Linked DNA regions of Homo sapiens: region 1 is linked to region 2. The links are chromatin loops, found by intact Hi-C in ENCODE. Cell type or tissue: prostate gland. All regions are shown on one strand. Each heading gives the region's core, and the rest is flanking DNA. Links, peaks and the distances in the headings are about the cores only. Region 1 overlaps ZNF541 (zinc finger protein 541). Region 2 overlaps BICRA (BRD4 interacting chromatin remodeling complex associated protein).

The links. Hi-C counts contacts between places; a loop is a spot of excess contacts. Peaks named below come from ENCODE experiments on the same cell type or tissue, not always from the same donor. Only the 100,000 strongest peaks of a DNase experiment are listed, where the experiment ranks them.
Region 1: it touches region 2 in a loop (3-fold over the local background); 15 of 110 quality-filtered maps call a loop at or near these places.

What each region holds. Positions count from the first base shown.
Region 1 is chr19:47,538,060-47,543,423 of GRCh38, forward strand. ZNF541 (zinc finger protein 541) reads right to left here. Exons shown (of 17, transcript NM_001277075.3): 6 at 2,834-2,892; 7 at 2,117-2,276; 8 at 1,646-1,819; 9 at 83-380. Among named protein-coding and RNA genes, the nearest start is that of NAPA, 26 kb to the left of the region's middle. In prostate gland, for the core only: a CTCF peak has its summit at 2,855; no DNase peak of the experiment used is centred there.
Region 2 is chr19:47,695,159-47,700,522 of GRCh38, forward strand. BICRA (BRD4 interacting chromatin remodeling complex associated protein) reads left to right here. Exons shown (of 15, transcript NM_001394372.1): 10 at 207-316; 11 at 1,293-1,354; 12 at 3,476-3,624; 13 at 3,807-3,901; 14 at 4,145-4,247. Among named protein-coding and RNA genes, the nearest start is that of EHD2, 16 kb to the right of the region's middle. RefSeq lists enhancers at 3,397-3,939, 3,940-4,480, 4,214-4,508. In prostate gland, for the core only: CTCF peaks have their summits at 3,130 and 4,363 (motif pointing right); a DNase peak (open chromatin) is centred at 3,113; H3K27ac peaks cover 967 bases.

The sequences.
Region 1 (5,364 bases), core at 68-5,067, 160 kb before region 2:
CCCAATGCTACAAGGTAGAGTGGCTGTGGTCCGCAGGCAATCCACCCTGGGATCACAGAGTGAGTGCCCCAGCCTCACTCACCGAGCATGGAGCTGATGAGCTGGTCAGGGCTGGCCTGAGTGGACGTGGAACAGAGGGTGTTGAAGTACACCCCAGAGCCCTCCCGGATGGGGCTGAGCATTGGGGGTGGTGTGTAGGGGGAGCACTGGAATAAGCCCTTCAGGAGGCAGTCCACCAGGAACATGGGTGACCGCAGGCGGCTCTGGTGGCATCCTGCAGGGCCAGGCTCCCCAGCCGTGGAGGGTGGGGGCCGCTTCTTCCGCTTTCTCTGCTGGCTGCTCTCCTTGCTGTCTCGCTCCTCCCCGTCTTTCTCTTGTCCCTGAAGAAGTTTAGAACCACAGGTGGTCGCCTGAAGCCACCTACTGCACCACTCCATCTCCAGGATGGAAAGAGAGCAGGAAAAGGAGACCGGCCAGAGACAGGAAACTAGGAAATGCACGCCCGGCAAAGGAGGCTGGCCACACCTGAGCCAGACCTGACGTACTGAGCCTGGCGATGATCCGGCTGCAGCCTTCTCCTGCACCCACTGCCCCAGCAGAGCCCCTGACTCTGTGTAAGAATAGCCTCAATCATTAAGATGACTGGCCCTTAAAAAGAGAGAGATCCCCAGAGATACAGTGTGACGGTGAAGAAAGAAATGCTGCTCCACCCAAATGACAAGCACCGAAATGACCCAGCCACTGACTCAGGGGACCTTCAGGTCCACGGACTGTGTCCCCGAGTCCAGCAGGAGCTTCTTCAGTAGGGGGTCCTCCAGTACAGGCTGCAGAGACAAGCCCTACGAGACTGATCACTCGTAACTCACCATGCTCTCTCTCACTTCCACAAAATCTCCTCTCCGCTCTGCCAGCCCTACTCCTCCTCATCCTCTAGGTCTCAGATCCCATACCTCCTCCTCCAGGAAGCCCTCCCTTACCTCCTCAGGCTGGGTCAGGAGCCCCCTGGGAACTCTCTGGGCTCCCTCTGCTCCCAGCTCTGCCCACTCTGGGTTGTCACTGTCTGGGGACAGGCCTGTCTCCTCCACTGGACTAGGAGCCCTGGGAGGCAGGGCCCAGGCTATTGTGGTCACCTCTGTGTCCCCAGCACCACCCAGCACAGGGCCTGGCACAGAGGGGCTCAGTGAATGCTGAATGACTGAATTAACATGCAAACCAGGTTCTTCTGGATCAAGATTTTCTTTTTTTTTTTTTTTTTTTTGAGACAGAGTCTCACTCTGTTACCCAGGCTAGAGTGCAGTGTTGTGATCTCAGCTCACTGCAACCTCTCCTTCCTGGGTTCAAGTGATTCTCGGGCCTCAGCCTCCCGAGTAGCTGGGTTTACAGGTGCCTGCCACCATGCCCAGCTAATTTTTTTGTATTTTTAGTAGACACAGGGTTTCACCATGTTGCCCAGGCTGGTCTCGAATACCTGAGCTCAGGCAATCCACCCGCCTCAGCCTCCCAAAGTGCTGGGATTACAGGCATGAGCCACCACATCCAGCCTGGAGTCAAAGATTTTCTGTGGTATCTGGTTTGGGTTTTTCCTACGGCTTCCCCCAGCAGCTGCGGGCAGTGGCAGGAAGGAGGCAGGCCGACAAGCACCCACCATGGCCATGCTCCCTATGTGTCGGGTCACTGGAACCACGGGGATCGATTGGGGGACCACCAAAGGGGCTGCAGCTGTGGGGTCCAAGGGCTTCTTGGTTCCTGGGGGACTATGCCTGTCCCCTTCTGGCCTCAGCACCTGTCTTAGCGGCTTGCAAAACTCTGTGCCAAACACCTAAACACAGAAGAGAAGAGATGGCTCTTTAAGAGATAAGGTAGGTGGGGAAAGGAAGAGCTGCTTCAGCAAAAAAAGCTGTCATAGAAAACAGCAGTGAGTCTGTGGCATGGACCAAGCTGGAGAGCTGCTGCAGCCCATGGCAATGGCCTGCCCCTGGAGAGCCACACAGCCTGACTCCAGCCCCCGACCCAGAGTGACGTCCCCATCCTGAGATAAGTGACACCAATCTCGTTTACTCCCCACAGGCCTGCCAGAAACCCAGTAACCACCAAGCCACTGGTCGTCCCCCTTCACCTGCGGTTCCTGCTTCCCTCGAGGTGACGGCCACTGGTCGCTGTGAAAACACATGTGGCTGCTCAGCCCTTTCTCCGTATAAAACATCTGGCTGCAGTTCTTGCAGACAAAAGTGCTCCTGGGCTTCGTCCAGTCTGTGGGACTGCCGTTTTGCTGGTTACTGTGGGACATGGCAGGAAAGAAGAGTGGGAGATTAGGACTCTGTCCTTGATCACTGATTTTTTGTTGTTTTTTTTTCTTTTTTGTCTATAACTCCAATCCACTGACTTTTTTTTTTTTTTGGAGATGGAGTCTCACTCTGTTGCCCAGACTGGAGTGCGGTGGCACCATCTCGGCTCACTGTAACCTCCACCTCCTGGGTTCAAGTGATTTTCGTGCCTCAGCCTCCCAAGTAGCTAAGATTACAGGTGTGTGCCAATATACGTGGCTAATTTTTATATTTCTAGTAGAGACAGAGTTTCACCATGTTGGCCAGGCTGGTCTCGAATTCCTGACCTCAAATGATCCCCCTGCCTCAGCCTCCTGAAGTGCTGGGATTACAGGCGTGAGCCACCGCGTCCAGCCTGACTACTCTTGATAAACCCTATAAAATGGAGGCTGTACCCTAATCCCATTAGGACTGAAAGCATCCTCCCCACTCACTTGTCCAGGGCCGGCACAGGAAGGCCAGAGGACTCCTGCCAGGGTGCATGCAGGATCGGGGGCTTCTTAACTTACCCTCTGCCTGCCACATTCTCTTCCTTCACCGGATGGGGGAGCCTGTAGATGTTTCCACCCTGAAGATGAAAATGCATCTGAACCAACACATCCAAAATGAAGAGGCAAGAAGAGCTCAAATTACAGACTTTTAGAAGAAAACATCAGAGTAAATCTTCATGACCTTGGATTAGACAGTGGTTTCTTAGATAAGACACCAAAGCAAAACAGACAAATTAGACTTCATCAAAATGTAAAACTTTTAGCCAGGCGTGGTGGCTCATGCCTGTGATCCCAGGACTTTGGGAGGCCGAGGTGGGAGGATTGCTTCAGCCCAGGAGTTTGAGACCAGCCTGGGCAACATGGCAAAACCCCATCTCTACAAAAAATACAAAAATTGGCCTGGCATACTGGCATGGGCCTGAGGTCCCAGCGACTCAGGAGGCTGAGGTGGGAGAATCACTTGAGCCAGGAGTTCAAGGTTGCAGTGAGCCATGATCGTACAACTTCACTCCAGCCTGAGTGACAGTGAGACCCTGTCTCAAAAAAAAATAAAAAATAAAAAATAAAAACTTTTGTCCTGCAAATGGTATCATAAATAAAGTGAAAAGACAGACCACAAAATGAAAGAATATTTGCAAGTCATGTGTCAGATAAGGGTCTTGCATCCAGAATATATAGAGAACTCAAAAAATAGTAATCTGATTTTAAAAAATAAGCAAAGGACCTGAACAGACATTTCTTCTAGAAAGATACACAGATGGCCAATAAGAACACAGAAAGGTGTTCAACGTCAGCAGCCACGGGGAAATACAAATCAAAACCACAATGAGATACTGCTTCACACCCGCCAGGGTAGTTATAATTTAAACAAACCACGGACAATAACAAGTGTTAGTGAGGACATGGAGAATGTGGAGCCCTCATACACTGTGGGTGGGAAGAGGAAACAAGCAAAACAGCCTAGTAGTTCCTCAGACCTAAAACAGAACTGCTGTACGACCTGGCGATTCTACTCCTAGAACATAAATCCCCATAAAAATTTGTACATGGGTGAATATTCACAGCAGCACCATATTCAAAATAGCCAAAAAGTGGAAACAACCCAAATGTCCATCCACTGATGAACAGACAAATAAAACGCGGCCTTATCCATCCAACAGAGGATCACTCAGTCATGGAAAGGAATGCAGCTCTGCCGTTTGCCACCCCACGGATGAGCCTGGAAAACGTCATGCTGAGTGAAGGAAGCCAGATACGAATGCCACAGAGTGCATGATTCCACTCATATGCAATGTCCAGAACAGACACATCCACAGAGACAGAAAGGAGACTCGTGGCTGCCAGGCCCTGGGGGGAGGGCGAGATTGTGGGTGACAACTAAGAAATGTGGGGTTCCTTTTGGGGAGATGAAACTGTTCTGGCAAAGAGTGGGGATGGTTGCACGATCTTGTGAATATACTACAAATTACCCAACGCTACACTTTAAAATGGTGTATTCAGGCCAGGCACCATGACTCATGCCTGTAATCTCAGCACTTTGGGAGGCCGAGGCAAGCACATCACCTGAGGTCAGGAAAGACCAGCCTGGCCAACACAGTGACACCCTGGCTCTACTAAAAATACAAAAATTAGCTGGGCATGGTGATGTGTGCCTGTAATCCCAGCTACTTGGAAGGCCCAGGCAGGAGAATTGCTTGAACTTGGGAGGCAGAGGCTGCAGTAAGCCAAGATTGCACCACTATACTCCAGCCTGGGCAACAGAGTGAGAGACTCCGTCTCAAAAATAAATTTGGCCAGGCACAGTGGCTCACACCTGCAATCTCAGCACTTTGGGAGGCTGAGGCGGGTGGATCACGAGGTCAGGAGTTCAAGACCAGCCTGGCCAAGATGGTGAAACCTCGTCTCTACTAAACACACAAAAATTAGCCAGATGTGGTGGCGCATGCCTGTAATCCCAGCTACTCGGAGGCTGAGGCAGAGAACTGCTTGAACCCAGGAGGCGGAGGTTGCAATGAGCTGAGATAGCACCACTGCATTCCAGCCTGGGCGACAGAGTGAGACTCCATCATAAATAAATAAATAAAATAAATTTAAAAAATAAAATAAAGTGGTGGATTTGGCTGGGCATGGTGGCTCATGCCTGTAATCCCAACACTTTAGGAGGCCGAGATGAGAGGATTGCTTGAGCCCAGGGGTTCAAGACCAGGCTGGGCAACATAGCGAGACCCCCTCCATCTCTAAAAAATATATAAAAAATAAAATGGTGCATTATTTGGCACCTGAATAATAAAGATGTTAACAAAACAAAAATGAGGTAGCTGTGGTATGATGGGAAGCTACTCATCCTCCTGAGTAGCTGGGACCACAGGCGTGCACCACCATGCCCAACTAATTTTTTTTAAATTTTGGTAGAGACAGGGTTTCGCCATGTTGCCCAGGTTGGACATGGAGTCAGGAGACCTGGATGAGCTCTTTGGACCAGGCCCTCCAAACACAACATCTGGAGGAACCAGTGAATAATTATCAATGTGCTTAAGTGTGGGGCACGA
Region 2 (5,364 bases), core at 60-5,059:
TGGGGCAGGGCTGTGGGACTCAGCACAGGGCATCAGCCAGAACTCAAGGGACACAGGAAGGCCAGAGGTGGCAGGGCTGGCCCCAGATTTGAAGGGCCGGAGGGCCAGGAGGAGAGCGGTGGGGTACAGGATGGGGCTCCCGTTTGAGGAGGGGGCCTTCATGCAGTGACCGCAGGCCCTGTCTCCCCCACCCCACCCACCCCCAGGCCTCCCTCCTCTGCTTCCAGCCGAGAACAAGGCTTTTGCCAGCAACCTCCCGACCCTGAATGTGGCCAAGGCCGCTTCCTCCGGGCCAGGGAAGCCCTCCGGGCTGCAGGTAAGGGGCCCTTAGAGCAGGGGTCAGGACAGGACCAGGAGTCTTCGGGAACTGGGAACTGGGGCTGGCAGGGGCAGGGAGACACTGGAAGACGCGGACAGGATGAAGCTGGGACCATCAGGCAGCTGAGACACCACGAACAGCCGTGCAGGGACAGGAAGGGCAGAATGACACCCAGACAGGCAGCCAGAGATGAGGGAGAAACACGGAGACGGTGGGACGGAGACGGCACCAAGACTACTGGCAACAGTGTAAGGGACTATGACTGGGGAAAGAGCAGGTGATATGGACACAGGACGGGAAGGACAGGGCTGAGATGACAAGATGTGAGCTCAGGACAGGAAAGGCGGGTTTAGATGAGACAGACCGGAGACGGAGCAGATCAGGGACCGAGAATGAAAGGGTGAGAGGGTGGGGACAGCTGAGGCCGAGGCCACTTGTAGATGTAAGACGTGGGGGAGACAGAAGACAAGGAGAGGAGCAGGTGGGAGGACCAGGACCCAAGAGGCCGGGAGAAGCTCAGAGATGGAGATGCCAGAATGAAGGCCAGACGCTGAGGACAAGAGGGGAAGCCAGGAAGGGAGGCGGGGGGGCGAAACGACAGGAGCCACACTGGGAGAGAGACTGTGCGAGGCAGGGGCACTGGGTGCTGGGCGGTGATGTGGGAAGCAGGCATCCGGCAGAGGAGGGAGGTCACACAGAGGCAGCCCTGGGCGAGGGGACGGAGGGAACCCAGGCAGAGGACACCCAGGGCTCCAGCCTGCCTGTCACCCTCTCCGTCCACTCCCCAGCCCAGCCCAGGTCTTCCCCTGGGGTTCATTGTGATGGGCAGGGGATCCTGTAGCTGGGGCCAGGCCCCCACCTGGGTGAGACACTGGTCCCCTGTCCCGTCTTTATCCTAGGCTAGAGGGGAAGCTGGTCGGGGGAGGGAAGGCTTCTGGAGGCAAAGGCCTCTCACTCGCCTTTCTTCTCCCAGTATGAGAGCAAACTGAGTGGCCTGAAGAAGCCCCCCACGCTTCAGCCCAGCAAGGAAGCCTGGTGAGTCCACACCCCATCCTTGCATGCCTGCCCTGTACCTTCCAGAGACCTGGGGGAGCATGGGGCCACCCTCCAGAAGCAGAGTTGGGCAGGCCCAAGTGCCAAGCCCAGCTCCACCTCTTGGTAGCGATGTAGTTCCCTCATAGACCCTCAGTTTCCCCCTCTGGAAAATGGGGTGACCAGAGAGTGGTGGAGGGAGGGTGGGCTGTGGCTCCGCCAGGCTGGGGCTCAGGAGGGCGGCAGTTTGGTCCATCCTGGTTGTTGCTGTGCCCTCCATGTCTCCCACACGGCTGGGCCGCGTCGGTGCTGAGCCCCACTGGGTGGGTGAAGTGATGGGTGGGGGAAGTGAGTGGGTGGACATGGCTGTTGGGAGGATGATGGGGGGGGTGTTTGGGGATGGATGGATGGGAGTCTGGGCGGATGGATGGGTAAATGCTGGATGCCTGCCTGCCCTCTCTCCTGCCCTCCTTCCACCACCAGGGTTTTTTGTTTTGTTTTAGGGGGGGTTCTTTGAGCCAGAATCTTACTCTGTCACCTAGGCTAGAGTGCAATGGCACAATATTGGCTCACTGCAACCTCCGCCTCCCCCGTTCATGTGATTCTCCTGCCCCAGCCTCCCAAGTAGCTGTGACCACAGGCGTCTGCCACCATGCTCGGCTAATTTTTGTATTTTTAGTAGAGATGGAGTTTCACCATGTTGGCCTCAAGTGATCCACCTGCCTCGGCCTCCCAAGGTGCTGGGATTACAGGTGTGAGCCACCACGCCCAGCCCACCATGAGTGTTTTTTTAAAAACATATAAGTCCGGGGGGCAGAGGTTGCAGTGAGCCGAGATCATGCCATTGCACTTCAGCCCAGGCGACAGAGCAAGACTGCATGCCCTCACCCAAAAAAAAAAAATTTTTTTTTATATATATTGTGGAGACAAGGTCTTACTATGTTGCCCAGGCTGGTTGGTTTTGTTTTTGTTTTGTTTTGTTTTTGGAGACGAAGTCTCATTCTGTCACCCAGGCTGGAGTGCAGTGGTACAATCTCGGCTCACTGCAACCTCTGCCTCCTGGGTTCAAGTGATTCTCCTACCTCAGTCTCCCGAGTAGCTGAGATTACAGGTGCATGCCACCACACCTGCCTAATTTTTGTATTTTTAGTAGAGACGGGGTTTCATTATGTTGGCCAGTCTGGTCTTGAACTTCTGGCCTCAGGTGACCCACCCATCTCAGCCTCCCAAAGTGCTGGGAGTACAAGTGTGAGCCACCATGCCCGGCCTAGGTTGGTCTGAAACTCCTAGTCTCAAGTGATCCTCCCACCTCAGTCTCCTGAGTAGCTGGGACTACAGGCACGTGCCACCACACTCGGCTAATTTTTAAATAATTTTTGTAGAGACAGGGTCTTGCTGTGTTGCCCAGGCTGGCCTTGAACTCCTGGGCTCAGACAATCCTTCTGCCTCGGCCCCGCAAAGCGCTGGGATTGCAGGCGTGAGCCTCTGCTTGGCCTAGGAGTGTGAATTAAGTCCCCACTCAGTGCCCAGGCCTGAGCCCCATGTTGGGAACACAGGAGTAAGTGACACAAAGTCCCTGCCCCCACAGTGCAGAGAGGCTGCTGGTTTTTAGCCGAGGGTGGAGTTGGGCCTGCCTGGTGGGGGAGACAGTCACACTGCCAACAGACAAAACCCATTGTAACATGGGCTACAAAAGCGGCCCGTGAGAAGACAGGATCCAGCCTCCCTCCCTTCTTCCCGAAGGCTGCACTTTGGAGGAGGCACGGTGGAGCCACACTGGCCCCAGGTGGCAGGAGGCAGAATAGCAGCTTCCAGGCTCTGGCCTCACTTCCCGCTCTGCTCTTCCTCCCTTACGTGCTTTGGAGAGGAGTGACTTCACTTCCTCGACCTCACCTTCCCTTTCTGTAAAATGGGGATAGCGATAGCACTGCTTTGGTCGGCCCCAGGGACTCAGTGAGATGGAACAAGCACGTTCAGTACATGGGAACACCACTGCCCAAGTATTCCCCTTCCCGCTGTTGTGTTCAGTTGCGGCCTGGGGCTGAGGGTTCAGGGACTTCCCCTGGCCCTCACCCGTCCCCCCCACCCTCCGCCGTGTGTGGTCTCTCCCCTTTCCACCCGCAGTTTCCTGGAGCATTTGCACAAACACCAGGGCTCCGTCCTGCACCCCGACTACAAGACGGCCTTCCCCTCCTTTGAGGACGCCCTGCATCGCCTCCTGCCCTACCATGTCTACCAGGGCGCCCTCCCCTCCCCCAGTGACTACCACAAAGGTGAGGCCTCCCCAGGACACGGCCCTATATGTCCCAGGGGACCCCAGCCCGTGGGGCGGGGCGTCGCCAGTGTGGAGCCGCAGGTCCACGGTGCGCTATGCTGACCCTGCCCCGCCCTCCTTCCTGCGCATCCGCGGCCGCCCCCAACATCTCCGCCCTTGCCTCTCTTCCCTTCCTCGCAGTGGACGAGGAGTTTGAGACGGTCTCCACGCAGCTGCTGAAACGCACCCAGGCCATGCTCAATAAATATCGGCTCCTGCTCCTGGAGGAGTCCCGGGTAGGGTCAGAGTCGCCTTCCTCGCCTCTGGGCTCCTCCTCGCTGGGACACTGCCCCTTTCCCTCACCCGCTCTGGGCAAGGTGGAGCCTCCCGCCCCTCCTAGCCCCGGGAGGGAGGTTGGGAGGGAGGCGGGAGCTCCCATCACAAGGACAGTTTGGACCTTGCACGCATCGTCCCCGTCGCTCGCGCCCCTTCCCCCTTCTTGCTGGTTCACTCGCACGTCGTCTTTTCCCCCACCCCAGAGGGTGAGCCCCTCAGCGGAGATGGTAATGATCGACCGAATGTTCATTCAGGAGGAGAAGACCACCCTTGCCTTGGATAAACAGCTGGCCAAGGAGAAGCCGGGTGAGAGGGGGGAGTGAGAGGGGAGGGGAGGGAGAGGTGCCCCCACCCCACCTGGGCAGAAGAGTTAGATTCAGGGCGGGGAGTGGGTGTGTGGCCCTACCTCACTCCACCACTAGGCGGTGCCCCAGCTCCACCTTCCTGCTGGCAGCTGTGCCTCCCCTGACCTCCCGCCTCTCAGACCAGATAGCCCACATCCATCTTCCTCCATCCCTGTGTGGCCCTTCCACCCCCACCACTCTGGGATGGGGGGAATATTTCTGCCACCCCCGTGGGACACAAAACAGGAGAGCAGGCGCCTAGGTTGCAAAATATATAAGGTAACGCCCACTCTTGGGTGCCAGTCCTTTGCTTGGGGACCCTGAGAGTGAGCACCTCCTTAAGTGTTGCACCTTAGGTGGCTCGCTGGCCTCACTCTAGTCTCCTGTCTGCAGGAAACGGTACAGGCAGATCCCAGCTGCCAGAGTTTCCAGAATATTCCCTTAGCCTTTGCCCACATTCCAACTCCAGGGCTTCCCTGGATAAAAGCATGGTCCCTGCTTTGTGCTGCCAGGCGCAGGCTTTTTACGTCGAGCTCTGGACCTTAATTTTGAAAAAGTAGTCATTGGTACTTAAATGAGTGCAAAGGGGTGGCCATAGTGAAGGAGGGGCCAGGAGCGAGTCTGAAGTCTCTAGGGTAGGAGAGGAAGGGTAGTTCCGTGGTTAGGGGCTCGATGCTGGAGTCTTGGTTTAAATCCTGGCTCTGCCACTTACTAACTGTGTGACCTTGGGCAAGTTACTTACCTTCTCTGTGTCTCTGTATTCTCATTTTGTAAAGTGGGGGTTATGATGATCAGCTTACAATCTCTTATCTGACACCCTCGGGGCCTGATATGTTCTGGAATCTTTTTGCTTTTAGAAAGGCAATGAGCTCACTCCAGCCTGGGCGACAGAGCGAGACTCCGTCTCAAAAAAAAAGAAAGGCAATGAGCTACCTCAATGCTGTCTTCTGATTTACCCCCAGTGGGTTTGGGGAAGCACTGTGTGATCAAACACACTAGTATTTCTGGAGTGAAATCGATGGGTATCCAGAGTAGTTGAGATAAATCATGACCATAAATAACCTCATGTAGCCGGGTGT